Regions from separate parts of the Mus musculus genome. Here region 1 is linked to region 2. Evidence: chromatin loops called from intact Hi-C (ENCODE). Cell type or tissue: heart. All regions are shown on one strand. Links, peaks and the distances in the headings refer to the core of each region. The heading gives the core; the rest is flanking DNA. Region 1 overlaps Gm34471 (a long non-coding RNA gene). Region 2 overlaps 4921509O07Rik (RIKEN cDNA 4921509O07 gene).

What was found. Peaks named below come from ENCODE experiments on the same cell type or tissue, not always from the same donor. Only the 100,000 strongest peaks of a DNase experiment are listed, where the experiment ranks them.
Region 1: a loop joins it to region 2, with 2.0 times the contacts of the local background. A loop is called at or near these places in 4 of 42 quality-filtered maps.

What each region holds. Positions count from the first base shown.
Region 1 is chr13:113,501,269-113,517,749 of GRCm38, forward strand. Gm34471 (a long non-coding RNA gene) reads right to left here. Exons shown (of 4, transcript XR_003950669.1): 3 at 5,903-7,346; 4 at 3,785-4,197. It overlaps 4921509O07Rik (RIKEN cDNA 4921509O07 gene), which reads right to left and starts at 1,576. Exons shown (of 7, transcript NR_045501.1): 1 at 1,438-1,576. In heart, for the core only: no CTCF peak of the experiment used is centred there; a DNase peak (open chromatin) is centred at 8,263; H3K27ac peaks cover 846 bases.
Region 2 is chr13:113,433,062-113,449,542 of GRCm38, forward strand. 4921509O07Rik (RIKEN cDNA 4921509O07 gene) reads right to left here. Exons shown (of 7, transcript NR_045501.1): 7 at 13,227-13,730. Among named protein-coding and RNA genes, the nearest start is that of Gm41071, 17 kb to the left of the region's middle. In heart, for the core only: no CTCF peak of the experiment used is centred there; a DNase peak (open chromatin) is centred at 6,030; H3K27ac peaks cover 1,640 bases.

The sequences.
Region 1 (16,481 bases), core at 5,800-10,799, 70 kb after region 2:
TGAGTTCAAGTTGACTATGGGCTATATATGAAGATTCTGTCTCAAAACAAAGTCACAACATAAAAAAGATAGAAATAGAAAATGTTTGTGACCTAGCCTTGGGTGTCGTTTCTACATATTGATTACATGAGTCAACACCATTAGTGTGGAAGGTTGACAAAAACTAAGAGAGAAAATGATAACTAGGGGGTCTTTGAAAGTCTTACTTTTTTACTCTGTGTATTAATGAAAATCCTTATGTAAAATACCTTTAAAACAAATACTTAAGAAGAATTTAATAAATCAATAACAGTTATAGTATTCCAGGATCAGAAAGAACTTGGCTATCAACCAGATTAACTTGGTCTCTGAGACCAATAATCTAATAATGCTTTTTTTTTTTTTTTTTTTTTACTTCATACAGCAAATTAGTGACCAAAGCAGGCTTAGATCTGGTTCCTCTGGCTTCTGCTTGGGGCTTGTAACAAATAGTCCTGGAACTCAGTGTCCATTCTGACTTCTCTCTGCTAGCACACCTTCCTACTGTAGACTCTGGAGACACTAAGCCCAGGATTCCCCTCCCCTCCCCTCCCCTCCCCTCCCCTCCCCTCCCCTTCTTTCCTCATCTTTCTCTCCCTTCTCTTTTCCTGTCCGTCTGCCTCCTATCAGAGCATGGCACAGTGATCCTGGAAAGATGCTGGTACTTTGATCTTGATTCTTCCAACCTCTATAACTATGAGAAATACGTTTACTTTCTTTGTAAATGAGCCAATCTTCTGGACTTTCTGCTATAGCAGCACCAAAAGACTAAAACAGTGGTCATGGTGGAGTAGGGCTGTTCTGGGTCAGAATCATCTGAAGTCTTTCTGCTCTCCCCACTGAAGTGGTGAATGCCAAGCTTTAGGGCTCAGAGGAGTTATTGTGACCTAGCAGGTACAGCGTGGCTTTAAGGCTAAGGATTACAGGAGTGGTTCCATATCTTCAAGAGCAAATTAACTGATGTGTTCCTAAAGCCAAGCATTCCAGTGGTGACCTCATAGTCGGCAGGCTAAGTGAGAGTGAGAGAAGCAGGTTGTCTTCTGGAACCTGACTGGCACTCCCGACTAGGTCTCACTGTCACTGGGAGCTAGCCTGGCTCTGGGAGGCAGACTATGGTCTTCTGTTTTACATAAGCAAGTTCCTAAAATGAGAGATTGGCCAAGGTTTTTCTGTTGACCATAAGAGATGAAGTCATGAACAAGAGCACTCTGTGTCATGTCTGATCACAGGTGAAAGTCTGAACATCATCCAGACCACAAAAAAAAAAAAAAAGACCAAACATCCCTTCTTGTAACCTGAGAGTTCTGGTTCATTGCCAGTGAGAAGCGCAGCCTCCCCCTCTTCTAGGTTAGCTTCACTTGGACACCTGGTTCACATTCCTGGCAGCATCTAACCCAGACCAAACCCCATTGCCTTCACCTCTCCCCGCAGCGCTGACCGCAAGCCTCTGTCCTTCTGAACCTCCTCTTTCTTAGAGGGCTCCGCAGGGCTCCCCATGATTTGTGGTTCCTTTCCCTGAGAAAAATTATGACTTGCAGCTTACTCAGACGCTCTTTGGCTGGAAGACATTAAAATACAGTGCCTGCATTGAAAACCTTGGGCCTTTTAAATGTTAAATGTTATTTACAGTTACTACAATGTTATAGTTACATCCTATGAATACCAATCTTGTACACAATTATTTGTTATATGTGCTACTTCATAAAAGTAAACATGCCATTAGACCTGTTTTATGTCACCCAAAACAGCAATTAGGTGTATAGAGAAAAAGAAAGAAAGAAAGAAAGAAAGAAAGAAAGAAAGAAAGAAAGAAAGAAAGAGAAAGAAGGAGAGAGAAAGAGAGAGAGTAATAAATGAAGGGGAAATTATAAGCACACACGGTATTAAAAATTAGACATAACCAATCATAGTTAATTGGGTAACAATGCAATTTCTTTTCTTTCCTTTTTTTCTTTTTTGGTGTGTTTATACTTTTTTCCAATTTTTTATTAGGTATTTACTTCATTTACATTTCAAATGCTATCCCAAAAGTTCCCTATACCCCCCTTCGCCCCCCGGCTCCCCTACCCACCCACTCCCACTTCTTGGCCCTGGTATTTCCCCTGTACTGGGGCATATAAAGTTTGCAAGACCAAGGGGCCTCTCTTCCCAATGATGGCCAACTAGGCCATCCTCTGCTACATATGCAGCTAGAGACACAAGCTCTGGGGGTACTGGTTAGTTCATATTGTTGTTCCACCTGTAGGGTTGCAGACCCCTTCAGCTCCTTGGGTGCTTTCTCTAGCTCCTCCATTGGGAGTCCTGTGTTCCATCCATTAACTGTCTGTGAGCATCCATTTCTGTGTTTGCCACGCACTGGCATAGCCTCACAAGAGACAGCTATATCAGGGTCCTTTCAGCAAAATATTGCTGGCATATGCAATAGTGTCTGCATTTGGTGGCTGATTATGGGATGGACCCCCAGATGGGGCAGTCTCTGGATGGTCCGTCCTTTTGTCTCAGCTACAAACTTTGTAACTCCTTCCATGGGTGTTTTGCTCCCAATTCTAAGAAGGGGCGAATTGTCCACACTTTGGTCTTCATTCTTCTTGAGTTTCATGTGTTTTGCAAATTGTTTCTTGTGTATTCTAAGTTTCTGGGCTAATAGCCACTTATCAGTGAGTGCATATCATGTGAGTTTTTTTGTGATTGGGTTACCTCACTCAGGTTGATACCCTCCAGCTCCATCCATTTGCCTAGGAATTTCATAAATTCATTATTTTTAATAGCTGAGTAGTACTCCATTGTGTGAGTGTACTACATTTTCTGTATCCATTCCTCTGTTGAGGGACATCTGGATTCTTTCCAGCTCCTGGCTATTATAAGTAAGGCTGCTATGAACATAGTGGAGCATGTGTTCTTATTACCAGTTGGAACATCTTCTTGGTATATGCCCAGGAGAGTTATTGCTGGATCCTCCAGTAGTACTATGTCCAATTTTCTGAGGAAGCACCAGACTGATTTCCAGAGTGGTTGTACAAGCTTGCAATCCCACCAACAATGGAGGAGTGTTTCTCTTTCTCCACATCCTCTCCAGCATCTGCTAATGCAATTTCTTAAATGTTCCCAATATGCCAGGCACTTGTATGTTGGGCATTGGGCTATACACAGACAGCTTGGTCTCCAGTTGAGCTGAGGTGTGGAACCCCAGGACCTGGTGGTGATAATTCATCTACATGGGACGGAAGGAGTTCTCTCATGTCTCCTGGACCCTGGCTCCTGTCAAAGTTACCACCCCCTCAGCCCCCACAAGAGAAACATGGTTAGTAGTCATGTAGGCAATGTCCCAAGCCTCTGACCTTCAGGCTAAACTCCTCCCCCATTGCCTAGCAACAGTAAAGATAACAGCATACCATAAGAGGGGCTGCTTGGCCCCACCTCACTCCTCTTACTCCCCTTACACTCTTCTTACTTTCTCCTCTCCTCTCTTCCTCTCTCCCTCTTACTCTCTAGTCTTTTCTCTCTCTCTCTCTCCTTTTCCCCCTTCTCTCCTCTTGGCCATGGTAGGTCTCTCTCTCTCTCTTTCTACATTCTCTCCTTTCTCCCTCCTTTCTACAATAAAGCTCTAAAACCATAGACTATCTCTGTCCATCAAGGCCACAGTGCTAGGAAGATGGGATAGGCTTTCTCCTAATGAGCCGTTTCTAATCTCCTGTCCAAAGGCCTTCCTGTGCTCCAGTCAAGGCCCGCTGTGCTTACTCTCCTGGGAACCTCTCTCCCTCAGCCCTCTCTCCCATAACCCCGGGGCTACAGGGTGTTGTCCCAGGGACCCGGTCCTGGGCTGCCCCCATCCACCCCCCGCTGAGTGGGGTCAGTGGCTTAGATACCCACCTGGGGCCGAGTGGAAAGCATCTGGCAGCCCTCCCTCCTCTGCCTGCCCAGAGCATAGGAAGAACTCTGGCCGGGTGCGGGTTATCCTCCCCTTCCCCTCTTTCCCCTGACCTTTTTAGTTCCTACACTTGTAATAGTCATTTATATACAACACCGACAACCAGTTAACTAAACTACAAAGTAGGTATTTTAATTCCTACTCTGGAGATGAGAAGCCGATGCTTCTAATGCCTTCATTAAGCCTAGGTTGGCAGAGGCTTCTCACTTGAAGGATAATACTTCTTCCAAACTCAAGTGGCTGAAGACAATCTGTGGACACAAGAGAAGTCAAAATAACTGGGTGTTTCTGAGGGAAAACAAAATGCCAAGCTGGAGAGATGCCACAGCAGTTAAAGGGCTTTCCACGAAAGCCAGAGGACCAGAACTAGATCATCAGCGCTCATGTGGATGCTGAGTGGCTATGGCAACCCACCTGCAATTCCATCCTCGGAAGATCTAGACAAGGGGTACCCAGATTCCCACCCCCTCCCTTTAGCCTGTCTCCCAGAAACCTTGCTAGCAAGATTAGCTGTTTGGTGAGATCTAGGTTTGACTGGGAGACCCTGCCTCAATGAATAAAGTAGAAGAAGCTTGAAGAAGATTCTTGATATCAACTTTGGGCGTGCATACACACACACACACTTGTGTATTCATGTACTCACATATATACATGCACACATCCCACAGATGTACAGATGTAAAATATCCCATTTTTTTCTAAGTACAAGGTCTTTCACCATAGTATTGTCAGACTAAGAAATGATATATATTAACAATGCTTAATGAGACTCTTTTATGAAGAAGTATTTGAGAAATCCCTGACTGGGGTATTCTCAATTTAAAGCTGGAAGACTTCTCACATAGGAAGTAGGTTGCTTTGTTTTGTTTTCTACTCTGTCCTGGAAGAAATATGAAATCAACAAAAATAAAAATCTAAACCAGTTACATGAAAATCTATGAGCATCTTTTCTAAAAGGTAACTTTCATATGAAGTAGGTCAGAATGTTCTGTCTGCTCTTTAGTAGTAAATAGAGGAAAGGAGTCTCCTGGATGGAAGAAATGTCTTCTCCTCACACAGCATGAGTGTACAAGTGAACGGACATTACCTACAGACATGCTGCATTAGAAGAAGGTTTTGTTGTCTGTTTGTTTTGTTGTCTGTTGTTGTTTTGGTTTTGCTTAGACAAGGAAATTCAAATTTTTAAACCTGACAGTGGTGGCGCATGCCTTTAATCCCAGCATGTGTGAGGCAGAGGCAGGCTGGTCTCTGAGTCTGAGGTCTACAGAGTGAGTTCCAGGATATCCATGGCTTCACAGAGAAATCTTGAGAAATAAAAAAGAAGAAGAAGAAAATAAGAAAAAAGAAAAAGAAAAAACAGTCCCATTTCTAATAAAGGGAGGAAGTAAAGGAGGTTTCCTGGACAAGGGAAATGTAATAGACACTTGTAATATTTACATTTGGTTTTGCAATCTCACCCATACACGGGAAGACAGGAAACTTAGTCGAGTAAATAAAACAACATTCAAGTTTCCGAACTTTTACGTATTTAATTCAATTTTACTTTTCCACTTTCTTTGAAATAGTTTGTGAAAGATGACATTGCAGCCATGCCCTCCTCTAGGGGAAGAGGAAAGGACCTGAATCTGCTAGATCATTCCCTGGAAAGATGGACTCTGACGAGCTCAACACAGGGCGGTGCTGGGATGCCCAGTGTTCCCATTTGACTATTGCCTTTTTTTTTTTTCTGTAGAAAACACTCAGAAAGGAGTGTGCTTAACCCTTGACTTAACTTTGTCATTCAGTGACAACCTTGGTTCAAGGGGCCTGCCAGTGACTCAGGTCGAATAGATCAGTGGGTCTCAACAAGTGCATCTCAACCTCTGTGACGGTCAACCAACCCTTACACAGGGGTTGCCTAAGATCATCAGAAGACACAGATATCTACATTATGACTCGTAACAGTTGCAAACTCACAGTTAGGAAGTAGCACCAAAAAGAATCTTGTGGTTGCTGGTCACCTCAACGTGAAGAACCATATTAAACAGAGGTAGCATTAGGAAAGTCCAGAGCCACTTCGCTAGAGGGATGGGAGAACAGGAAGATGGAAGGACAGCGGTGTGTTACTCCGGTTGTAAGTCACAAACATCTGAATTCCGTGGCTAAGGCTACAGTGGGCAAGGGTACCGGTGGTGGGATCAGCAAAAGTCTTGCGCGCGCTCGACTGGCCAGGAAGAACGACGCTGCAACAGGATCCTTCTGCACACGTTTATTAGGAGAGCTTGATTGTAGAGGCGAAAAGACCCCGAGCCCAGAACTGGTGCTGCTTTTATAGGCCTAGGAGAGGCGTGTCTTACACCCGGATTGGTTATGCACTATGCCTCATTTGCATGTTCCTCATCTGATTGGCTACTCTCTCTCAGTACCTCACAGAGCCTCATTATCATACCTCATTTGCATGTCTCACATCTGATTGGTTATACTCTCAGTACCTTACAGAACCTCATTATCATACCTCATTTGCATGTCTCACATCTGATTGTTTATACTCTCAGTACCTTACAGACCTCATTATCATGCCCGGGCCAGGCAGTGTCTTTGCAAAAAACTTTACTGCATATGTACACATTGGTTGTTTGTCCAATCTTATGCGTGGTGGCCAGCAGTAGTCAGTGCCACTCTGCAACGGCACATGTGGCTTCCCACACAAAAGGGGAAGAACAATTAAGTTGTCCAGGAAAGCAGGGATGCAGATGGAATTCAGCAGAATGAGTGTCAGGAAGTCAGCATCTCTCGAATTGTTCGCTTGAATGAACGAAGCAACTGGAGGGATAGTAAACCCTCTCCAACTTTCCCTTCTTATACATTCCAGTTGTTTCTGTCTGGGAAAACATGGCCACTGACTGACAGTAAGGTTTACACCAGCTAACTTCTGCTGCTAAGGGGCAAAACGTTCTAAAGCCATGATGCTCCCTCTGTTCCAGGTAGAAAAGCCCTGCAGGCAAACTATGCCTGCCAAGATCGGGGCCTCTGTCTCCAGGCTGGCAAACTGTGGGCCAGTGTGGCAAGTTCACGTAGGAACACCTGAGTTGCCAAACTATGGCGGGTGTGGGGCCAGGTATGGGAGTCTGGGCTTCCAGTTAGCCTAGGGCTATGTCATCAGCCTGCAGAGAGGAATGCTGTTAGAGATGGGCCTTAGGAAACACGTTTGCGCCTCTGTTGGTTTGCTGAAGCTGTCATAGCAAAGGTCTCAGAAGGCTGCAGTAAGTGGCTTAAACACAGAATGGTTTCATAGCCTTTCCGCAGTTTCAAAGTCCAAGACTGCGGTGTCCGTGAACTGGCTTCCTTCGAGGACTTCCTCTTTGGCTTCTTGGCTTCAACACAGTTTTGCTTCTGCCTCTGTCTGTACCTTAGTCCCTTCCTGTAAGGGAACAAATCAGATTAGATTAGTGTCTAAGTCTATCGATCATTTTCACTTAATTACTCCTTAAGGACCCTCAATCCCCAAATCACATATTTTTTTTGAGGTAGCAGGGTGTTAGGATTTCAACTTGTGAAGTTGAGTCAGGTAAATTTAGCTCACCCGTCTCCAGTGAGAATATTATCAACTGTGTTCACTGTGTTATGCTTTCAATGTTTTCTGACTTGGACATCTGAGCAAAGGTGGCTACATATTAGAGAATTGTCACTGTGGTTTGCCCAGATGGTCTCATCCCCCCACCCCCGTTCTTCCCGACTTTCCTAAGACTCATTTGCTGATGTTCAATCCAATGAGAGCTCTTGTGTAGGAACAGTGAAACTGCATCTCATGTGACTGCCTTTTACATTTCTCACTTACAGGTTGCCTAACTGTGATATGAGTCTTGGTGTACCATATACATATTCCGTATAGAATAAAGGGAGCTACTAATGGTATGGTAGATAAATAAACTCATAATTCATCTACTATATTACATTAGTGGAGGACATTTTGAGGGAAAGCAGAAATGGCTCAGATGCTAATAATAAATGTGTTTTTGCAGTGTATCACCTCAAATCATTTTGGGAAAGAAGTCGTGTCTACAGACACTTGTATAAATGGGGAAAAACAAGATTTGTCACAAAGTATTTTTAAAGCCAACAGTAGCTAGGAAAAAAAAATCAATGCCCAAATTAGCACAAACTGGTTTTAAAAAAAAAAGCATGCCTAATTGATTTTTCCATATATTTGCCTTAGGCAGACAAAATATGGGAGGAAGTGGACCATTGCCAGACCTGAGCTCCATCAACTTCTATTAATGGACAATGACGCCATGTTGGCTCCCAGCCAGGCCCCAGTGCACTTAGCCTGGCTGGGTGGAAGCAGGCATTGCATCAGAAACAATGCAGAACTCCAAGGAGTGCTGAGACATGGGCCTGGAGATGGCTTCCCGTGACAACGAAGAACTCATGGCACCCGTGAGGTGACCTCTTGGTTGGGGTGAACTGACCAACACTAAGGATGAGCAAAGTCCACTGATCTGCCAAGTCACAGAGCTTTGGCATTCCGAGCAGCTGGGGTGGACGTTAACCCCTCGCCCTGGAAGCCATTCGTTTTGTCCCATTCAGTCAGAGCAGCAGACTCACAAATGCCTTTACTAAGATGTATTGGTCTTTTTCTGAATTCTCTGCTTTACAGATTATCCCAAATTACACTCAGTAGTTTGCCCTAGCATGGACTCCAAATGGCATTCTAAAGAGAATCTAGAGAGTGCCCCTAAGAGTGAGCTAGTGTGACAATATTCTGTCCTCAAGCTGCTGTGGACAGATGCTGTGACATCCGCTCCCTGAGTTAGAGCACAGGAGACACAGGGTCAGGGAGGGGTTGGGGCTGGGTGGACATAACGTGAACATTTGATCTGATAAAGGCTTTTCAGAGTGGAAAAGCCTACAAAGACAGTGGCTGAAATGGAGCCTTCTACTGCTAAGCCCATAAGGACTTTAAAATGCAGCATGAAATATAGTCCCAGTTGACCAATGAAACCAGAAATATAGGAAAACATGGTGTAGTGTGGACTTAAACTTTAATATCAATATTGATTCTTTCATTGTCACTAACACACCGTATTTAATGCTACTAGTCAGGGGATTGAATGTGAGGTAGAGAGAAATTTTCTGGACGTCTGAAATTCTGCATTATTTTCCCAAGAATTCTTTGAATTTATAGCCACTCCAAAATTAAAAGCTTACTCCGCACATGTGTTCCAATAAAGTTGCTTTAAAATAATCAGAGAAACAAGGGGAAATATTTTTAGGGGGTACGGGTAGAAGAAAAAAGTTTGACTAAGGCTTAATAATTTGGCTAATAGAGACACGGATAGATGCAATATGCTGTCTCTTCTACTTCCATACTGGTTTAAAAGTCTCCACACTGAGTCATTAAAAAAAAAAAAAAAAAAAAAAAAAAAAAAAGCCTTAACCTGTTGTCTCCAAACAGGTGCATAGCTTTGAACAAATGCTTTTCTTCATGTGGTGTTAAAGCAGGTGTCATTGGTTCTGAGTTTGATCTGGGTACACGTTCTTAAGTATGCCATGCCATTAAAGTGGGAATGAACAGCTCTGGTCCCTCGCCTGCCATAAAACAATACCAAAATAAATGGCAGCCATTAGTCAGTGAGCACACAGAACCCTTCTCTAGGCTTCTCCTCACTACACTACTCTTCCTCCAGCTTCCTTTTTAATTAAGAAGAATTAAGCATTCATTTAGGACCCCAAGAACCATGGGTGCCACTCATCCTTGGCACATTCTTCACCATTCATCCTTGGCACCCCCTCCTGATTATCTCCTACAATAAGTCACTCTCCAGTTCTGCTGATTTTGCTTGGTTTCTGTCTTTGTCTGTCTGACCTTAGGTCTTGTTGAAGGTTCAGACCTCTACTTCCTAACAACAGAACTATTTATACTTAGGTTACCCTTATTTGAACCATGTAGTACATGTTGATGCAGCCACAAGATGGGTGTATTAATCTGTTCATAGTATGATAACAGGCAGGAACCAGTTCGCTCAAGATTCATCTTCTAATGACCTCCCAGGAGTCCATCTCTCAGTACCACCATCCGTGTGCTAAGTTTCAATAGAGGAATTTTAGAGGGACACCAGCATTCGAATCGTAGTAATGAGGAATGTGGCTGTCTCATTCACATGACTTCCTTGCTTGGGTTTTCAACCATTCTTGGTATTACCCTACAACCTTCAAGATGAAGACTTAGCCTCTAGGCTCAAAATACAGAGTCATATCCCATACTTCAACTGCTTCTTGTTTCCAGAATGTACTGGAATATATATATCTAGGATGAAAGGAATGTATATGTATGTACTGGTCCTCCCCATCCTCTAAACCAGTGCTCCTCAACTGACTCTTTACTCCAGTTCATCATGTGGTGGTGAACCCCACCCATAAAATTATTTCATTGCTACTTCACTGTACTGGCTAGTTTTGTGTCAACTTGACACAGCTGGAGTTACCACAGAGAAAGGAGCTTCACTTGAGGAAATGCCTCCATGAGATCCAGCTGTAAAGCATTTTCTCAATTAGTGATCAAGAGGGAAAGGCCCCTTGTGAGTGGGACCATCTCTGGACTGGCAGTCTTGGGTTCTATAAGAGAGCAGGCTGAGCAAGCCAGAGGAGGCAAGCTAGTAAAGAACATCCCTCCATGGCCTCTGCATCAGCTCCTGCTTCCTGACCTGCTTGAGTTCCAGGCCTGACTTCCTTTGGTGATGAACAGCAGTATGGAAGTGTAAGCCAAATAAACCCTTTCCTCCCCAACTTGCTTCTTGGTCATGATGTTTGTGCAGGAATAGAGACCTTGACTAAGACAAATTGGTACCAGCAGAGTGGGGTATTCCTGTGAATACCTGACCATGTTTTGGGGAGGACTGTGGAAGGACTTTGGAACTTTGGGCTTGAAGATCCATTCGTTGTTAAGAGCTCTGTCAGATGTTGTGTAGGAGCTTGGAAGATAATGTTGAGAACAGTGCAGAAGATGGAGGTCTGGTTTGTGAAATTTCAGAGGGAAAATTAAAGACTCTTTTCAGGGCCATTGCTGTTTTGATTGTGAAGATTCTGTGGTTCTGGTTAGCTGGGGCTGAAGAATCAGCCGTGATTAACAAGATACCAGAACTACTAAAGCAAAAACTTGGCATTACTGGGACTATTGATGCTGGTTAGCTGGAGCTAAGAAATTAGCGGTGATTAAGAAGAGACCAGCAGCATTGAGGTGACGTCTTCTGGGAAGTGTTTTCTGAAAGCACAAAGAGGCTGTGTTCCAGAGATAGCCAAGTTTGTACTCCTGCTGCAGTGGGACTTGGTAATATGTAAGGGTCACCCAGGTGGTACTGGTTTTGAAGGCATGAAGGGGTCACGAAGAGCAGCTGAGGCTCGACACTGTGAGAGGCCATGGAAGGCCATTGGTGAAGGTGCAGCCGCAGTTGCAATTGAAGGCCCAGGACTGAAGGGGTCATGCAGTGTTTTGGAGATGCCAGTACCATTAGATGACCACCAAGAGCAGCAGCAGCAGTGGAGTACAGGCATCTGGAGCCTAGAGGATGATGCGTGTGCTACAAAGGGCATGGCTGGAGAAGTGACCCAAGCCCTTGGAGGAGCCCAGAAGATTGTGAGTTGGATCCCAGACATTGGAAGGTTGGACATTGATTTTTGCTTTTGATTGTGACTGTGCCCTGATATTTTCCCTCTTGAAGGAAGAAACTATTTTAGTGGAGCCCACAGTTAAGAGACTTTTAATTGTAAAAAGACTTGGATTTTAAAAGAGATGATATTTTAAAGAGATTGAAATGTCAAGAATATGTAAAGACTGTGGGATATTTAAAGCTATTTAGACCTTGGGGATGAATAAGAACGTAAGGGTTGAGGCTTACTAGTGATGTGTTTGTGTGTCAAGTTGACAAGGGGTCAATTGTACTGGCTAGTTTTGTATCAACTTGACACAGCTGGAGTTACCACAGAGAAAGGAGCTTCACTTGAGGAAATGCCTCCATGAGATCCAGCTGTAAGGCATTTTCTCAATTCGTGATCAAGGGGGAAAGGCCCCTTGTGAATGGGACCATCTCTGGACTGGCAGTCTTGGGTTCTATAAGAGAGCAGGCTGAGCAAGCCAGAGGAGGCAAGCTAGTAAAGAACATCCCTCCATGGCCTCTGCATCAGCTCCTGCTTCCTGACCTGCTTGAGTTCCAGGCCTGACTTCCTTTGGTGATGAACAGCAGTATAGAAGTGTAAGCTGAATAAACCCTTTCCTCCCCAACTTGCCTCTTGGTCATGATGGTTGTGCAGGAATAGAGACCTTGACTAAGACATTCACAACTGTGGTTTTGCTACTATGATGAATCAAGTAAATATATGATATACAGAATGGCTGATATGTAGGACCCCAAAGGGATCAAAACCCACAGACTGAGAACTGCTGCTCTCTGAGGAGGCTGGGGCTTGAAGGGTCTCCCTTCCAAACGACACAGCATTCACTCTCAGGTGTAGACGGTAAAGAGCTGAAGTGCTCACTACTCAGAGACTTGGGTGATAAAGCCTGTGAAAATGTCTTAAGTGATTGCCAAAGGAGTGTGTATTAAGTAAAAGTCTGGGAATATGCTAATGAGGCCAACTTTTCCAACATTTATAATTTTTTTCACTTTTAAGAAGACTTTGCTATGTATTTTCTGTTAATAGCACTAAATCTGCAACTTCTAAACAGAAATAAATAAAATATAGGAGGAAATGATTAATTTGAAAAGAGAGAGAGAATTGCTGAACACCTGCATATCTCTCCACACAAAGTCCAAGCATTGCTTAAACATAATCGCTCAGATCAGGAGGTTAATGCGGGGGTCTCTGACTCACTCTCCATTCACAGGGGTCAGCGTACTGAGAACAAATGCCCTCTCTCTGATTGATAGAAGGGCACTGAATGTGCTGGCTGCAACATTCCTCCACAGACAGGAGCTCACACGTCCTCCTCTGCACCCCTACTATATGTCATGTGCAAGGCAGCCATTGGTGGAACTACTGTTAGGAGAAAGAAGGGGAGGGTGAAACTTGGATCCCCAGGCCATTAAGAGCTGTCATATTTCTACTGCACTAGGGTTCCATATCACTACCCCCAATTACCCTCCAGTTTCAGATGTCTCTCTCCATACTCTCTTCCTCTATCCTTCCCCCTACCCATGCCCACCAGCCCCAAGTCTACCCAAGAATATGTCCTAGTTCCCCTTCCTAGAGAGATTCACGAGTCCCCCTTAGAACCTCCATTGTTACTTAGCCTTTCTGGTATCTTGGGAGGCTCAGAGAGACTGAAGCAGCCATCATGGAGCCTGAACGGGTCTGCCCCAGGTCCTCTGCATACATGTTAAGTTTGTTAGCTTGGGTTTTTGTGGGACTTCTAACAGAGGGAATGGGGGTGTCTCTGACTCTTCTGCCTGCTCTTGGCACCCTTTTCCTCCTACTTGGCTGCCTTGCCCAGCCTTGATGTGGGGGTTTGCTCCTAGGCTTATTGTATTTTGTTATGTCATGTTCAGCTGATATCCCTGGGAGGCCTGCTCTTTTCTGAAGAGGAACGGAGGAGCTGATCTGGGGGGAGAAGGGAGGAAGGGAGGACTGTGAGGATCGGAGGGAGGGAAAACTGAGGTTCACATGTGTTGAAAAAAATGAAAGAAAAGAAAGAAAAAAATAGCTACACTGTCTCGTTGCTGCCTCAAAACTGTTAGACCTAACACTGGGTATTTACAAGGTAACTACTTAATAAACAAAAGTGTAAATTCACAGTAGTTCCGAGAACTGTACTGTTAAATATAATGAGTGTATTCGTTGAAGGCATAGTTTATAAACAAGCTGTGTGTCGGAACGTTCACAGCAGATGAGGCAAGCTCTGGCTCAGTGAATCAAGTCAGCAACTCCAGCCGATTGATGGATCGATGAAGCACTGATCTTGAGACCCCCCCCCCCCCTTAAAGGCATCTGGGGCAGAGGCTCCTCAGCCTTTTACAATTCTTCCAACCACCAGTCCCTGCCTGCAGGAGGAAGTAGCAAGCACAGTGTGGAGGCCTCACAGCAGGAGGCTGACTGGAAACAAGATGTGGTCTTGTTCTGTGTTTAGATTTCTGCTCCTGCTCAGGAAGGGCACTTCCTCTCGCTTTGGTTAGAGCCAAGTATCACATTCTGGATGGTGAGAATTGTGATCATCTCGGCACAGGAAAATGTGAACTGAAGAGCTTTTGGGACACGCATCTTAGCTGCAGGCAGGGACTGGGGACTGTGTTTGCTACAACGTTTTCTGCTGCGAGACCCAGTGGGAGTTGGAAACCTTTTTTGATTTCTGTGCGGTATGTTGTATTTGGCAAGACCCTCCCGTTAGGGCTGTTTGGGTGTTGAATAACTTTTTATGGTCTTTAGAAGAGAGTAAAATACTTAAAAGCTTCAAGCCTCTCCTTCTCCCCCTCCCTCCTCCACCCCCACCCCCCACTGTGGTTATCTCAGGACAAGAAGCAGCAGTGGGCACTGGCTGAGAATTGACAGAGCACAGGTTTGAAGCAAACATAGCCTTCGTCTGTTTCACTTCTATAAGGGTATTCACCAGCAGACTGTCTTCATCTATTGTAAAGAAGGAAAAAGTTAGTTCCTAGAAGAATATTGTACATTTCAAAAGAGCATCCAGGATGGGGAATAGAGATGAAGATCAAAGATGGAAGAGGTCCATACTCACATCCTCACACTCCAACAAGGAGCCAAGAATTTGAGGTTACATAGTAAGTTTGAGGCCAACCTGCAGTACCTAAGACCCTGTCTTAAACAGCTATAAAAACAACAAAAGACTATTAAAGTCATATCTCTTATAGAGAGTATCAAAATTTTGGCTTCTGTTTAAAACAATTTTTCTGTGCCCAACACTAGCAGAAACTAACACACACACAAACAAAACAAACAAACAAACAAACAAAAAACCCCAACTCCCAGTGTTTCAACATGCGCAGTTTGTTTATTCTCTCCTACATCTTAATTTGGCATTTTTGTTCAAGTACCAAATCCAGTAAGTGTTATTTAAATAGAAAGAGAAAAAAAAACACTAATAACTGCCAGAAAACCATTTCCCAGCCAGCTAGCCAAACCACAAGCATCCAAAGATATGATTTCATTTTTAATCACATAATGAGCCAAAGAATATCAAGTAGAAACATAAAAGAGAGAAAAAATTCATTTATCCTAAACCTCTGTCAAAGATTTCCAATATTGGGTTATTTGATGATAGTTGCTGATCAAGGATGGCATCAGAGCCTGCATAAGGTGCTAGCATCAATGAATGCTAGAACTGAGCATGCGCAATGACCACTCGAACTGAGCATGCGTAATGAACACTTGCCCGGAGCATGTGCTCTTTTGCTTCCGTCATCTGCAAAATGGATCCCCTGAGCCGGCCAGTGGTGGCGCATGCCTTTAATCCCAGCACTCGGGAGGCAGAGGCAGGCAGATTTCTGAGTTCGAGGCCAGCCTGGTCTACAAAAGTAAGTTCCAGGACAGCCAGGGTTATACAGAGAAACCCTGTCTCAAAAAAAAAAAATAAATAAATAAAATAAATCCCCTGAACTCAGACTAAAGAGCATGACAGAAGGCAAAGACACTGTGTTATGGCCTGTGTTCTAAGAAGCATCGAGTCTTAAAATATGCACATCAATCGTTTCTCGGCCTTTTGGCTAAGACCATCTGTAGAATATACACATCAGCTGGGAAGGCCAGCAAACTGTCTATAACGTGTGTGGGATGGTCTCTGTATTCCTAAAGCTGGGAGGGAAAACAGGAGAATCTATGTCTTAAGTGACGTCTTTCCAGCTAAGTTTTCTATCCATGCCCCGATCTAGGAGGAAATGAATAGACTTCTTTCATATCCTACACTACAATGCTGTTGTTTCCAAAACTCCTGAACATATCCCTTTAAAATGTGAAATATAATACAATACACTTATGCTTCCATTCCTTCCTGAAACTGAATTTTAAAGCAAGATTCTCTTCTTTTCCCTGCACTGAGCATAAAGGCTAAAAGATGGTTTACCTCACATATGTGAGTACTTTAACCTCATTCTTTTTAATCTGAAGAACTCAACTCACCTTTGTCATTCTAATGGGTGATCTGGTCCGTGGTTTAGTTTTAACAGAGTATATTTCCCCCTAGAATATAGCAGTGAGCAATTTTTAGATTTTAAAACTTTTGTTATTCTTGGACAGGGGTAGTGGTGCGGCCATGTCGTGATACAAGTGTGGCATTGGAGGACAATTTTGCAACGTGAAGTCTCTCCTCCCACACGTGCATAGGTTCCAAGGATCCATTTGAGTGGTCAGGTTTTTATGTCAAGCACTTTTAGCTGCTGAGCCATCTTGCCCATCAGCAATTTTATAAACAAAAGCCTAATTACATCAATACCAGTTTTTTTTTTTTTAAAACATTAATGAGCATGCAGATCACAGGGAGAGCTTCTGAAAGAACGGTTTCTCGTTTAGCTGCTCTGTGGAGGGGCTCCAGTGGCTTCCCTTCTAAAACGTT
Region 2 (16,481 bases), core at 3,972-8,971:
CAACATATTAGACTTGAGTATGGTAAGCAATACACGATTTCTTTCCTCTCAATAACAATGCATACATTTTTCTTTTCAAAGAAAGATTCCATTCTGAGAGACATTTCCATTTTTTTTACGCTTGATTCTTTATATGGCATTTAAGGAGGTTGACAATGGCCCAGAGTTAGGAAAACTATGTTCCTAAGTTTTATTTGATCATCTGCTTTGAAGCAAGAGTAATACCAGCATCTTTAATGAACTCCGTGTTGTGGCTGCATGTTCTTTAGAATTATTTAAACTTGCAGATAGCTGTTACCAGTCATCTCAACTTGAACTTTATGCCTCTGATGAAGGACTTCCTTCCCAGGAAGCCCTGGTCAGGCCAGAGGGTGAGGGAGCCCAGCGGCAGGGATTGTCCGTGTGATCATCTGAACTGTGGCTTCGGAAGCCCCTTTGGGTAGAAAGGTTTGGAGTAGCTTGAGAAGATTATTCTTCTTCCCCGCCCCCCACACACACCCCTCAGTAAAAAAGAGAGTTTCTTCGTCTTTCTGGTAACTGTCTGATAGGCCTGTGGCTGTGCTGTGTGCAGTAGCTGTGGGCAGTTTGCTTCTTGTTTCTCAACACAGAATCTTATTGTGGGAACAAGAACAGGAGACAGGAAACAGGCTCACTTGAGAAAGAATTGCACCATCTGTTCTACCCTCTTTAGAGTCCCTTCTTACTCCCAAGCCACTTCCGATTTATCCCCTGGGACCACATGTGGATTGACCACTAATAACTCCTGGTGCTCACCCTCTTCTCATCTCAAAGTCTAAAGTCAGTTTGGATTCCCATCTCATTAGATGGTTGAGCTCTGTTATTATAACTGCCCATTGGTCCTCGTTGTAATATATAAATCAGGGATTGCAGAGTAGAAGTCAGAGAGACTCATTTGGTTTGGTAGCTGGACTGTGAATAAACCAATTTATACTTTCTTTTCTGGTACCTTGGCACCCACTTTTCTGTGCTCAGGTTTTTGGTTTTTTGTTTTGTTTTTGTTTTTGTTTTTGAGCACGCATGGCTTCTGTCGCACCTGGGCACTGCGATTGTTGAGGTTACTCTCTACTGTATAACACTATCGTTAAGTGTTATTCTTAATTATAAGTAAGCCTTCCCAAAATGTTTAAAACTTCTGCTTCAGGATCCAAAGAAGCCATGCTAATGGAATAATGGCACGAAATTTCATATAGAGAATCTCGGGAGAGCTTTGGGAATATGATGGAAGTAGGCCTGGTCAGAGAAAGCTCAAGTTTATCAATGGGCTTGCACAGATGGCATCTTGGTATTGGTTCTGAGATTCATTTAAGTTCTGTAGAATGTGGACAGAACATGAAGTAATATTTTAAATAAAATCATTACTGTACACCACTGATGATGGCTTGTCTAAGAACATTAGTATACAAAGAAAAGCAAGCAGGTAGGTGTGGGACTTGCCTGCCTAACACAGACAAAAACCAAATAAGCAAACATCCGCCAATATAGAAATAAAAGAGGTGGCCAGGGAAGGCCAGGTTCAGTGGTGGAATAATCTTTTTTTTTTTCTACAAAGGTTTTCCTAACATGTAAACAGGGAAACACCTTCTTCCTTCTCTTCTCCTCCCCCTGACATTCTGTTTCAAGCATTGGACATCTTCCATTTGTAACTAGCATCACAAGCACTCTTAAAGGAAAAGAAACAGAAGCCAGGCAAATCCTTGCAGGTATCTAAATCAGTCCTGGCTTAGCAGGTCTAAAGACAGGCTCTTCATGTGACACATTCCCCATTTCCTCAGATGACTATCTCAGAAACACAAGTTCCAGCAGGCAGGTGACCCAGCTGGACTTTGTGGCAAATGCCTTTGCAATGGCCAGGACTGAGGAGCACTGAACAAACAAACACTACACAATTCAGTTTTCTCAGCTTATAACGAAACTCTGATCGTTACAAGCAGACAGCATAGAGTAACAGAATAGAGTAGGATATCATAGTTCAGATAATGGCAATGAACCAGTTCCTATGGATGGGAATATGGAGTAGATCCTATCCTTTTGTTTGGGTTTGGGTTTGGGTTCTGCTTCATGAACACGGTAACAAAGAGATTAAAAAGAAAAGAAGAAATAACAACAAAAGTACAAGGGGTGACAGAAGTTAGAGTTAAAATTTATATAGGAAGAGTGACAGTCTATGTTGTAAAACGTAACAGATCTGTGAGTCAGAGGACTGAACCCAAGTTGACGTTCCTACTTGCTTCCTGCCTGTGGATCTTACCAAATTGCTTAACCTTTCTAAGCCTTGGTTTCTTTAGCTGCAAAGGGAAATGATGAAGTTGAATTGCTGTAAAGATCTTACACCATTACAACTTTACAGCTTCAATTTCAGAGTCAAGCTCTTTTGCCGTAGGAAGGTCAGAATGAATAGCAGACCTGGACACCTTGTATAGCTTCATTTCTCCATCTGCCTTTGAATGTCCTGTTTAGATTCTCTGACCGGAGTGGTTGCTTATTGTGGTGTTTTATAAAGAGGAAAAGAACCAAGGATATGCTTGATAGAGGTGTGGTTATGGTGAGATGGGAGGGGGTGCCTCTGGAGCCCATGCTGAGCCATCCCTTCCCCCTGAGGACCTAGCCACACGACAGTTATAGTAAAGAATAGAGTTTATTTAGGGCATGGGGAGGGGAGTTGAGAAGGGAGTAGAGATAGAGAAAGACAGAGAGAGAGGGAGAGCGAGGAGGGAAGGAAAACATGGGAAGGGAGAGGAGAACGGGGCCAGAAGAGAAGGGGTAGGGAGAGAAGGGTCAGAGAGTAAGAGAGTAAGAGGGCGAGGAGGGGGCAAACAGCCCCTTTTATAGTAAGCCAGACATACCTAGCTGTTGCCAGGTAACTGTGGGTCAGAGCCTAGAAGAAATGCTAACACTTACTATGTTTTTATGTTTTCAATAATTTCACACATTTAAATCATATTGTTCCTTCCTCCAGCTCTTCCCTTGCCCACCCAACTTCATATTCTTTCTCTTCCTTAAACAAAACAAACAAACAAAAAAAAATCCAAAATGACATAAAGCAAAAAGGACACATACACACATACATGAGGTTTGATTTTTTTTTTTTTTCTTGTCCAGCTACTCCTGAGTATAAGGCCTACTCTGGAATGGAGTTGGCAAACCCAGGGTCACTGCCCTGTCAAGGACGGATTCTTCCTCTTCCTGCAGTTATCAATAGTTATCAATTGTTAGCAGCTTCTGAGGTAGGGGCTGGACTTTGTACCCATTCCCCTTCCCCATGTGGGATTTTGTCTGTCTTGATCCTGGGCAGGTCTTGTGTGTGTTGTAACAGACTCTGTGAGACAGGTGTGTTTATCAGTCCTGTTGTGTTTGGAAGAGGGTGTTTCCTTGTGGTCATCTGCCACCTCAGGCTCTTTCCACTTCCTCTAGACTTGAGAGGAAGGGCATGATAAAGACTTCCCATTTAGGGCTGACTGCTCCAAGGTAGCTCACTCTGTATGTACATTGTCTGCCTGTGAGGCTCTGTCAGTGACCAGCTAACTCGACAAGAAGCTTCTCTGACAAGGGTTGAGCATGCAACTAGTCTATGGACGTAGCATCACGTCATTAGGATGGATGTAGCATCACGTCATTAGGATGGATGTAGCATCACGTCATTAGGAGTCCATTTTTTTTTTTTTTTTTTTTTTTGCCATTTTCATTTAGCAAAAGAAATAGGTTTTCCTCCAAGATCCCACAACCTTGGGGTTTTGGGCCACTTTAGTAGGTCTCAGATATGGGTTTCATATCATGGAGCGGGTGCTTAAGTCCAATTAAAAAGTAGTTGGTTACACTCACAACATAGCAACTGATTAGTTGAGTGTTCATTCTGAACGTAATTTCTTATTCAAAAGGGGAACTGTAAAGTGGGCCGTAAACATGATTTTTTTAGGCGGTCTTTGATTTAGTGAGCTCCCAGATGATTTGGGAGACTGCTGATACCAAGTCTGGTCTGTTGTGTTCTGCATTCATTTTAGAGCATCCTGTATCATCCTTGGGAAGAGGAGAGAGCCAGTTGGTTTCCCTTTTAAAGAAAATTGTATCCCCAGTAGTACCAGACAACAGAGCCTTCAGTCAAGACTGCAACTGGCAAGTACCTTATGGTAGAGGACTCTCTACTTGTCTACTTTTATAAGCCAGTGGTCCAGGACAGTTAGTTCTTAAAGCAGTTGGAATGAGGTATAATTCAGGTAGAAGTTTTCTTTGTATATGCTAGTCTCTAACTGTTGAATAAGCTGATGAAGTTGTTTGATGGGAAGGAACAACCCATTTGGGAAACATGTATGTAACTTTTAAGAAACCGATCTCTTTACATTTCAACATCTCAGGTTTGTTGGCATCTGACTTTTAAGGATAAGAGTTATTGAAAAACATTTGAAATTCATTTATGTGAAAGAAAAAAAATTGTCAAATCAGACCAAGAACCCTATTTGGAGCTACTGCTCTATGCCCAGGGATCCAGCTTAGTGCAAAGACAAACTCCTGCCATGAGGGAGGCATGTTCCCTGGACAGAAAGAGGCTCTGGTGAGGTGGGAGGAAAAATAAAACCCTTTTAATTGATTGACAGACAAGGGGAGACAGGGCTAAGCCAGGGAAGCTGTCATATGTGTGTGCCCTTAATTCCTTACGTGGGCTTTAATTTCACTTCCTGCTAGAAGTCCTGTGGGCCTCTATACAATGGGCCCTGGGGTTAACAAAAGGACAGGTCATCTTAGTTCAGAAGGTGGTGGAACCCAATAGAGGATGTGGGAGGCAGTGCTGGGTCTCCTGATTCCTGGTTGATGGGAATCCTAAGGAGGACCAGCTGTCTAGGTGTCCCGAGACTTAGAGTAAGATAGCTACATGGGTCAATGATAGAGGGGAACACACTGGGTGGACATGGCAGGCCCTGCAAAGCCAACAGACAAAACCATAGGGTCCTTATTGAACCGAGAACGAGTTTATCAGCAGGCAGCCCAGGACCCATGCTCTAAGGTCAAGGCCACATGGGATCTTGAGGGTACCAGGTGCAGTTGAGACCCTATTACTCTAGACTCCATCTTGAAGAACAGAAAATGAGCATTAAGAACAATAATCCACCCCAGAGATCACCCACAGATTCCAGCAGTAACAACAGTTTAGGGGTGTGGTACTCTTGGGGACTCTTCTTCCATGCATCCCAGCTGCTGGGTGAGGGAAGTGTCATGCAAAGAGCCAGGTCCAAGAGACTTTCATCTCTGCACATCTGGATTATTCTATGAGCCAATGAAGGTCCATCATACAGTCTTTCCAAGGAACACCATCCACTCAACATGGGTTTGAGATAGTTCCCTGTGTCTGAGCACATACCGGAGAGTGTAGACTGAATGAAGAATGCAGTGTGGTGCAGTCATTGCCTTTAAGGCCATCAGAGTTTAGTGGGGAAGCCATCTCAGGTGAATTTTTTCCAGGCTCCTTCTCCACCACTTGCATTGACAATGTTAGTACCTATTCATTGTCCAGGTCTCAGTTACACCAGTGGAATGCCCATCCCCAACTGTTCGATGTAATGGGCCTTTGAGTCCACAATAATTTTATATCTTGTCAAATAAGTATTTGACAAATTCTGTTCTAGACTCTAAGATATTAGGCTAAGCATGGTATGACTCTCCTCACACCTGCCTTCCTTCCTCTCTTCTCTTCCCCTCTTTCATCTCCTCTTTTCCTCTCTCTTTCTTCTCTCTTCTTTCTCCCATCTCTCTCTCCCTCTCTTCCCACCTCTCCCTTCCCCTCTCCCCTTTTCTCCTTCTCTCCCTCTCTCCTTCTCTTCCTCTCTCCTTGCATCCTGAGCCCCACTATCTTGCTCACATTTTTATCTGCTGTACCTGTTTAGTAAATGCCTGTGCACACATCTCTCACGGTGTCAAGGGCTGCCCTCATGGCACATGCTTCCAGCTCTGAAAGCCTGGCCATGTACATTATCTCACTGACAAGCAAGCAGAAGGGGCCAAGAGATTCTGTCCTCAGGATGCAGCCCCAGCTGCTTTAAATAGAATCTGCTGTCAGAGGACAATTGATGAACCACCTTTGGGGGCCAAGTTTTAGTGCAGGATGTGAGCAATGGGACCTTGAGTGATGTTTCCTGTGAAGCAGACCCATGTAGATTTTATACATCTAACACGCATGTAGTGAATGTTAACACATAATGCATATATAACACTTATGCGTTAAGGAGGAAACTGAAAAAGTACCAGTGAGGTCATACATTAGAAATCTGTCAGAGATGGTCAGGAAATAATAAGCAGCTCAAGTAAGCTAATGGGGAGGGGTAATAGCACTAAAAATGATAAAAATAAGGGCTAGGAAGAGAACAGGAAGGAATTTTTAAAAGAAAAATTGCCAAGAAAAAGTGCAAACTCCAGGATAGCAGTCATTTGGGAGGTTAAGAGAAGGAGGGATGGGCAATGCCTTCCACACGTCCCTTGCTCTGAGCTGTTTGATTTGTGGGCGTATGTAGGTTCCTGGTGAAAACACAAAACGCATTCAGAGTATTCTCCAGCCTTATTTCATCTTGACACTTGTCATTATCATTAAGGAGGCAGGGACGTGGAAAGCCACTTAGGGAGGTAAAGACAGAGATTTTAAAGTGGAAAAGAATTAGGTCAGGCGCCCTGCCCCCTCGCCTGCCTTTTTAGGTCTCTGGAAACTGGTCTTCCACAATATTAACTCTTTCTTTACTCTTTGGTAGGGACTCTACCACTGCTTGGGAGAAAGAGAGAGGGAGATGGGGGAGGAGGGAATTTGGGGTAGCTACAGGTCTCCTGGCCACAGCCATTCATATTCTCACGAGGCTCCTCCTACATTTCCACTCTTCCAAGTCTCACCTGACTCTCCTTCCACCACAATGGCTCTCTCATGACAAGGTGACATACTTTGAAGTCCCTTGTTGTATCAGTATTTTCTGCGTACAGTATAACTTGTGTGTGGACTGGGGCTACTATGTGTATAATAGGTTCTAAGTATTCAAAGGCATGAACTCTCCCCTATGCTATCATGTTCATTTCTGACTCTCCAAGATGCTGTTTAGCGCTTTGTATAATATACAGCAGACTGTCGATACTTTTTATCCAAACTGTTAAGACCACATTATCTTAAACTACTTAGTGGCATATGTCTCCTGTCTTTCCCTCCCTTTCAAACATGTCATAGGGATTAAAAATACTGCATAGTTCCATCCAGTATAAACTTCCAAGGATTTTATAGAACTTCAAAATATGTGCTGTATCCAATTTATGAGCTCACCAACTTAGCATGCGTGGGGGAGATAAGGGAAAGGAAACTCGCTGAAATAGAATGAAGCTTCCCCTGTCTGATTTTCATAAGAACTTTTCAAAATTCAAAATACATATAATATATGAAAATATATAAGCATATCAAAATGCGTTCACACAGTGTGTCTGTGTCTTAAATTATTTATGGTAGAGCACAGTGGAGGTCAGATGACAACTTGTAGCAGTTGGTTCTTTCACTGTACTATGTGGGTCCCAGGAATGGAGCTCAGGTTAGCAGTATTAGCAGCAAGCCCCCTTATCCACCAATCCATCTTGCTAATGGGCATTTTATGTTTGCTTGTTTGCGTGTTTGCTTGCTTGCTTGCTTGCTTTCTTGAAGTATATTTGATTGGAAAAAATCTAAGCCCAGGGGTTGGAAAGATGGCTCAGTGGTTGAGAGCACTGGCTGCTCTTCCAGAGTTCCTGAGTTCATTCCCCAGCAACCATCTGGTGGCTCACAACCATCTGTAATGAGATCTGGTGTCCTCTTTTGGTGCTCGCAAAAGACAGAGAGTTCACATACATAAAATAAATAAGAAGAAAGGAAAGAAAGAAAAATCATAGCCAATGGCACCCTTTAAAAACTGCTACATATCTGTGGAAGACTGATTCTTAGCAGTATTGTTGACAATGGAGTTTGGAAAGGTATATTCCTCCAGCTTTGGGATCTTGAAGCCATACCTGTCAAGCTGACTGTCTGTTCTCTATGTATGTCCACCAGATACCTACTTCTTGTGATCCGAATAAGGCACACGTGTATAATGCAGCGTCTACCTAGCCTTCTTGAATCCCTTTATCCGGGTTCAGAAAAGCATCTTAGGCATTAGACTGTCATGGATCAGTTGGGATCTCAACTCTCAGTGAGAAGACAGAGCTGACTATAGTCTCTACCAAGGGTCACTTTGAAGGGCGCTTTCGCTCCTCTGTCATTTAGCAAGTAAATGACCATTTACTTAGTGTACTATGCAGATAGTAGTACTGTAGCCCATGAACATACAGAGGGAAGGCACATACCCTGGGTCTCCTTGGGTGCCTAAAAGCTCAGCTCTAGCACCAGCAAGGGCTCCCTCCTTCCAGCCTCCAAAGTCATCCTGATAACAAATCCACTTTCCACTTTTCAACCTTCCCCATTACTCCAGGATAGATGAAGTCATAATGGGAGGCAGGGCGTAGAGAATCATATGAAAGCTTTATTAGGACCTAGGGATTTAACTCCTTGATAAAGTGCTTGTCTAGTAAGAAGAAACCTGGATTCACTCCCCTGGACTGAAGCAAGCAAGCAAGCAAAAAACAGCAACAAAACCAAGGGAGCTAATAGCTCTAGAATTATCAAAGTCAAAACAAAAGTCTCTGCTTTGACCTAGGAGCTTGCCATGATACAATTCATTTTTAACTCTTGGAGTGAAGAAAAGAAAACCAAGGAGGCAAGATACTCTTTGTTTCCACAAAGAGAACGTCAAGATGCCGGGGCTCACCAAGGCCATTTCTTCTTCCACTTCCTGGAGTGAAAGTATAGAAAGATTTGATAAGACGGAAAGAAATCAGCCACGGTGACTGGGTGTGCTACTCTGTCCTTCAACATTGGTGTGTGGTGAGCCCTCTATCCTGCCTTAAGCACACAAGCCATACAGACAGCCAGTCTGTCATGGCCAGTCTGGCTGTACATCAAGCTTTTTGCCTGGATCTTGACAAAGGAAGACTTTGGACCCCAGAAAGACACTTTACCCTTCTCGGTCTTGAGGTTCACATTTGGAGAAAGGGACTGAGCCTGGACGATGACCAACATTTTCTAGCTTTCTTTCCTGTCCGTCTCCTGTGACCTCCTGTGACCTCAAGAGCATAAACTCTCAGGGAAAAGGAAGTCCGAGGGGCCCATAAGGAGTTCGGACAACGTTCCAGAGCCTGTAGGCAGCCAGGACCGGGATTCCTAAGGATGGAGGGTCGAGGAATGGCCTGCACTGAGGAAATGCCAAACTAGCATCTTACACAGAGGTTCTTCCTCTAGGCTGCACTAGGAAGGAAGGGAGCCTCCTCCTGCCCTTCACCCTAGTGCACTGCTCTGACTCTCACGGTCTATCAGCCCATTGTCTTCATTTCTCTACCATCAGCCAATTCAAACTTAGAAGGCAACTAACGGGGCAGTCTGAGATGGGAAGGGGAGGGCCACGCTAGTTGCAAGTGGAGCCTAGGCTGGCTGCAGAGCTAGCTTCTCCTCTCTTGAAACCACTATTCCCAAAGGACTTCCCAACCCACCCCAGCTCGTGCAGAAGGTGCCTCTGAGGGCAGTGGGAGATCCTGACATCTCAGTCTATATAGAATTCTTCATGCTTTTGAAAAGTGTTTTGGCCCCTTGTACATCATCAGAAAGAGACCATAATCTGCAAATCTAAATTTCCTAACCTGTCTTGTGAAGCTTATGGACTCCTTTGCATATAATATGTAAAAATGCATATTGTACTCAAAATCCATACAATATGCAAAAATATGCATAGCAAGTGAAAAAAATCCAAGCAAGTGCATAGAGATAAACAGATACTGGTTACATTAAAATTTAATTTTCATTTTAATAAAGTGATATACATTCTTTATTCTAATCTGTATTCTAATCAAAGGAGTGATACATACATAAGATACTTTGATTCTTTTTCCAACATCTTCAATGTAGAAAGGGATCTTTGATCTCTAGAGTGACAGATACTGCCACTGTGTTTGTTATCTATGCCCCGACAACTTAGCGACTGATGGAATCAAACAATGGTACAGTTTCTATGGTCTGGGACTCCAAGGTAGCTTAGCGCCGAGTCACCTATCAGATAGCAGTCCAGCTGTGGGCCAGGACCGTTGTCATCGAAAGGGTGGTGGGAAGGCTTCCAAGTTATTCATGTGCCTGTTGGCAGGACTCAGTCCCTCACTAGCTGTTGGCCAGATGTCCAAGTTCCTTGTCACCTGTTAGACACGGCCACTGGCTTCCCTATGTGAGAGATGGGAAAATTAAATAAAAGTTGGGACAGAAGCCACAGTCTCTCACATCTGAATCTCAGATTCAGTAACGAGCACCACTCCTTCAGCATCCTATTGGTCACATAGGACCACTGTGAGGCGAGAGTTCACAGGAGTGTGAGCCACCGGGACCCTGACTACCATGTCTACATTCCTACTAGAAAGACACTTACATTTCAGCAAAACTTGATGAAAATGAAAATAGAATTTCTCTAAGTCACAGACTCCAACTTAACAGTGCTAGATAGGAGAGCATTCATGTTCTTGGACCATTTCTAGCCTATTTCTTCTCTGATGCAATTTTTCAGCTTTATCAAAGTCTAAGCAAAAAATTCATACACTAATATGATATATACTGATATTTAATATGTCCATTCATGATGAAATGACCACCACAAGCAAGCTGATTAGCATATCATCACTAGAGGCCCTGAAATTGTTATTCTGAAACTTTACGCTCTTTGATCAGCATCTCACTCCCTTCTCCCTGGCCTCTGACCACCTCCATTGTACTGTCTACCACTTTGGCTATTTTAGATTATATATATGAATGAGATCATACACACTTGTCGATTTTTCTGTCTCTGTCTTATTTCACTTAGCACAGCTGGACTAACCCAGATCATCCTGGATAGTCTCTTATCTTGAGACTTCAAACCTCCAGGTGAGGTTGTATGTATGTCCAAGGCATTTGCACAGCAAACAGGTCTCTCTCTTCCTGCAGAAAAGGGCGGGCTTATTTGCTGCACAGTGGACTGCTCCATTCTGGAACAAAGGTCAGAAAGGCTTCCTCTCTATTATAAAAAATTAGAGTTCCCCCAAGTTTTGGGTTCTGTACTGGCTAGTTTTGTGTCAACTTGACACAGCTGGAGTTATCACAGAGAAAGGAGCTTCAGTTGAGGAAATGCCTCCATGAAATCCCACTGTAAGGCATTTTCTCAATTAGTGATCAAGGGGGAAAGGCCCCTTGTGGGTGGGACCATCCCTGGGCTGGTAGTCTTGGGTTCTATAAGAAAGCAGGCTGAGCAAGCCAGGGGAGGCAAGCCAGTAAAGAACATCCCTCCATGGCCTCTGCATCAGCTCTTGCTTCCTGACCTACTTGAGTTCCAGTCCTGACTTCCTTTGGTGATGAACAGCAGTATGGAAGTGTAAGCCAAATAAACCTTTTCCTCCCCAACTTGCTTCTTGGTCATGATGTTTGTGAAGGAATAGAAACCCTGACTAAGACAGGTTCCTTTCCTGTAATAACTTCCCACACAGGCACACGTCACCAGGGCCTCCTTATGTCGTGCTGTGGTATTGATGCCCAGAAAAATGACTATACATGCTTATGCTCTGACTTCTGCTTTGAACAACATAATTCTTTGCCTCTTCCCCTTGAGTCCTGGCTCCTGCAAGCAGCCATGCAATGGCAATGGAGCAGTCTAATTTGTTCTCCTCTTACATTCTCTGAGAAACATCTCCAGTTATTCAATCCATGAAGCAAGCAGGAGACACCATAGACGTGGGATATTATAGAAGAAATGTTAAGTTGGAGAGATTAAGATGCTGATGCACCAATGGAAAAGTCATTAAAAATGCCAGCAAATCACTGGAGAAAGCAATGAAGAAACAGGAAAGTCAGAGATTCCACCTAGACGATCCAAAATCTAAGTAAAGGAAGCTCCAGAAACAGAGCATTAAAAAAAGAAAAAAGAAAGAAATTAACAAGCAGAACAAGCAGATTTGAAACACCAAGCTCCAAACCAAGAGGTCCACTGGGGAAAGCCTGTTGGGCAAGAGTAGGCCCCAAAGCATGGGATAGCATCAGGACATTTCAAGCACTGGGGAGAGAGGAGACTAAACTTCACTAGCAAGCTTCCAAAGAGTGTAACAGCTCCTATGTAAAGGCTCAGTTATGGGAATTGCTTCAGATCCCTAAACATCTTCAGAGGATGCTGAGACAATAGCAAATTGCCCTTGAAGTTGTGAGATATCTTTTATCCAGCTAACCTGTCAAATGAACAGGAGGCTACCGTAAAAACACCTTTAAGCAATCAAGGTCAGAAAGAGAAGCATAAGAAGGACTTGGAACTATGATGAAAACAGAGTCTCGAGATGGCATTTATACACAGAGACAGCAAGCATGCAGGCTCACGCTGAAGATCAGAACACTTGACTTGAGCAAGATATCTTAAGTTGCTACTGACGGGAGACTCAATATGTTGACAATGTTAACAGAGTATTGGAACACTACAGGCATATTTAACTTGTGAGGGAGCCTCCAATACTTCTGAGTCCATCCATTTCCAGATCTTCAATGGACAAAAAAAGGAGATGTAAGCCCCTAATGCTGCTCCGTGATGTGTGTCTTCGTGGTCAAGTAAACACTCGATGAAATAGTATGGGAAAGTTATGTGGAGATAATGAGGGTGTACTGGCTAGTTTTGTGTCAACTTGACACAGCTGGAGTTATCACAGAGAAAGGAGCTTCAGTTGAGGAAATGCCTCCATGAGATCCAACTGTAAGGCATTTTCTCAATTAGTGATCAAGGGGGAATGGCCCCTTGTGGGTGGGACCATCTCTGGGCTGGTAGTCTTGGGTTCTATAAGAGAGCAGGCTGAGCAAGCCAGGGGAGGCAAACCAGTAAGTAACATCCCTCCATGGCCTCTGCATCAGCTCCTGCTTCCAGCAGTATAGAAGTGTAAGCCAAATAAACCCTTTCCTCCCCAACTTGCTTCTTGGTCATGATGTTTGTGCAGGAATAGAAACCCTGACTAAGACAGAGGGGGTAGGAAGCTCATGTGTAAGAGAGATGATCCTATGAAAATAAGAGAGGTCTTGAGACTTTGGGTTTGGGCAACCATGAGAAAAGAAGCCGAAATTTAAATGCAGAACTCAGAAACATGAACGTAGCAGGAGCTGACATAGCCAATTGTAGTTGACTCCAAGAGCTGTGCATACAGACTTCCTCTTGGCTTTGGAAATAGTTAAGTCTGTGTATAAGTAATATTATGTGCAGATGCAGTTTCCGTAAAACAAGTGCAAAAGTTATCAGACAAACGCAGCAGGCTGCCTTGAGTTGTTTCTTCCCCTTCCTCCTGTCGTGGTGGTGGGCAGATGCTTAACTGCCTGGGGACCAAGGGAGATCAGCTGCAGGGAGTCTGGTGGGTCCAATGACAGTTTCCCTAACAGCCTCAGGCAGCATCAGTAGCCAAACAAATTCCTCTTTCCTTAGAGAAGACTCCTCAAAGAGGAGCCATGGCCATGAATACAGCTTTCAGGACATTCACCTTCCAACAAGTTCCCCAGGAAAGGACAGGGCAGAGCACAGATACTTGCTTTGTCTGGGTCAAGAACAGGTCAGTGGCGGAAGTTGCCCTGTGATTGACTTCTGGGTGTCTTAGGTCCTGAGATCCTGGGAAAGAAAAGAAAAAAAATCATGCCTTATTGTTGTTTGCTGTTGTTTTCTCCTTTAATAATTCAAACTCAGGATATTTAAAACCAGGGCAAGGTTGTCTGGGTATGATTATCAGTGCCACAGGGAATATGGAGATGAATTATCAGAAAGCAAGTTTGCTTGTGGTTTATGCTATGTAAGTGCCCCCTCCTAGCACACACTACAAGGCTTGACCTCAGAGGCTCATGCTAAGGTGGAAGGAGAGGCCAATGAGAGGTTCCCATGGGGAAAAATGGTATGGAAGAAGATTCTAGGCTGAGAGAGATCCTGAACAAAGAGAAAAGAATTTTAAACAACAAAATTCAATTAAGGGGACAGCTGTGTGCTTGTATCAACCACAGTCTCACATTTCCTGATGGCCAAGATGTCCCCTTCATAAAGTCCCCAGGGTCACAGATTACTCTATAGCAGGACCAAGATTTAGACCCCATGTCAGCCAAATGCAAAATCTGTGTTTTCCTGCAGTCTCTCATGCAGACATAACAAAGTCCAAGGTTATTGAAGAACTAATTTTGGCTTCCATTCCAAGCCACACAGAGCACTAGTAATTTATTTTGACGTTAATTCCTGCAAACTTTGGAAAAGGAAGGGGAAAGCAAGGGGGGGGGGCATTCCTTACTGAGCAGTGTGACAGTAGATAGCTGGAACTTCTACAGGGGAATTCTGGGATCCAGTGTAGAACCTGAATCTCAGAATAGTCCATCCCAAGCGATGAGGAAGCTGGAATATTTAACAGCTTGTGGCTGTTGATTGAAATGATATTGGTAGAGGAGAAATACATTTCTAACCCTTTAACCAAGCTGAGAAAACACCCAGGCAAAGAAACACTAGTGCTAGAAGCTGGTTAGACCCTGGGTTTATGTGGGAAGGTGGAAGAAATATGGCTGTTCAAACAGTGAAAGATCCCCAAAGGCAAGGACACTGCTCTATCTATCCCTGGTTCTCCACCATGACAGACATACTTAGTAAATGTTTAAGGATGAAATAAGTGGGGAAAGGCAGGAGAGAGGAATGTGGGAGTCAGAGTGGGGGTCATGGTACCCCATATCTCCAGGACAGGAAAGATAATGGAAGGAAGTGTCTGATTGTGTCTGCCACTGAGAATTTTGGAAGGTTTCAAAGCTGGAAATGACAAGATAAGATCAGAAGCATAGGAACATCAACTTGATGAGGACAGAGCTAAGAGTGGAAGATTCCCATAGGTAAAGGCCATGTCTGGGTTATCTCAGTTGCTCATGAAGAATAACAGCTGCTTCCTCTCCCCATGGACCCTTGGGTACAGCTGAGAGAGAGTTGTTTGTGCCTGGGCACACCCTCAGTGGTCAGGGGTCATCCTACACAGAACTCGGGATGTCTCTGGTAAAGGATCAGATGCTAGATTTGCCATTGTGTCTAGCCATGTGATCCATAAGAGTCAATTAACCTCTAAGCATTACTTTCCCCAGATGTAAGACAGTATAATAATGCTTGTCTGAGTATAGAGCTAAATGAGATCGTGTGGCTTCTAAAACAGTACCTTGCATCAAGTGCTCGCAGCATGTCTTCATCCAGCCAGGCGAGAACAAGACCACAATTTTTGAGCCAACTTGGAAGCAAGTTTTATCAGATACTGGCTAGGTCCATCCATACTCAGAATGCCCAGAATCAGGGGTATAAAGGCAAACCCCACAAGTACTTCCCACCTCTGTCCAATCAGGAGCCAGCAGACATCCTGAGCTACTTCCTGCTTGTGTGCTTCCCACCTATGAGTGATCAAGTATGCTTGTGCCTGTTGCTGGGGCAACCAAGCTTTTTTTTTTTTTTTTTTTTTTTTTTACAGAGGTGAAAAGGTGGGACATGGATGTCAAGACCCAAGAATTGTCATCTTGTTATCTTGCATGAACAAAAGCCCTCAGGGCAAGTGGGGCTTACAGGATAGAGGCATTTTTGTTTTCCCTCTTAACCACAGCCATGTGCATACCTTAAAACATAAATGTGGCCATCACGCTTGTCAGCCCTTATGATTATTGGAAGGTTTTTTGATGGTAAGGAGAAAAATTTAAATACACTGAGGGAACAAAGGAAAAGGCCAGTCATTTAAGAAGTGTAAACAATGATTAATATAAAGAAAAGTCAAGGTTATAAACGAGAGTTCAAGCTCCATAAAATTCTAGGATGGCAAATCAAAACTACTCCTTCCTTGCTCTGCTAAAACCAGCACAGATTAAATTAGAAGGTTACGGTAAAACCCCATTGTAATGACATAAGTAGATCACAAAACTGCAATAGAAGACAATAACGAAGGTCACATGACTGCTGACTGTGCGTTGATCCCTGCCAGCACGCTGCAGGAGACCTATCCTGAGCTGCCATTGCTGCCTAAGTTTTGTGACCCTGTAACTGGGGCACATACAGAGTCACACAGCTTACTGCTGTATATTAGTGACTGTCCAAAGTTTCTCTTGTTTGCGATTTATTTTATTTTTCTTTAGGACAGCATGCAAAATAATGAGTTTCTTCATGGTATCTTTACATATATGGGTCATGTATATATCAAATAAAGTTCTATATTCAGTCTTTGGAGGAGCATCCATACTGGTGCCCACAGTAGCTGGTGAGTTAATGTGCCCAGCAGCTGGAGTGACCCCTTCCCTTGTGTCCTCACCAGGACTTTTTGCCATTTACTTTCTTAACAATAGCCATGCCTGTTGAAGCAAGGGGGCATTTCCA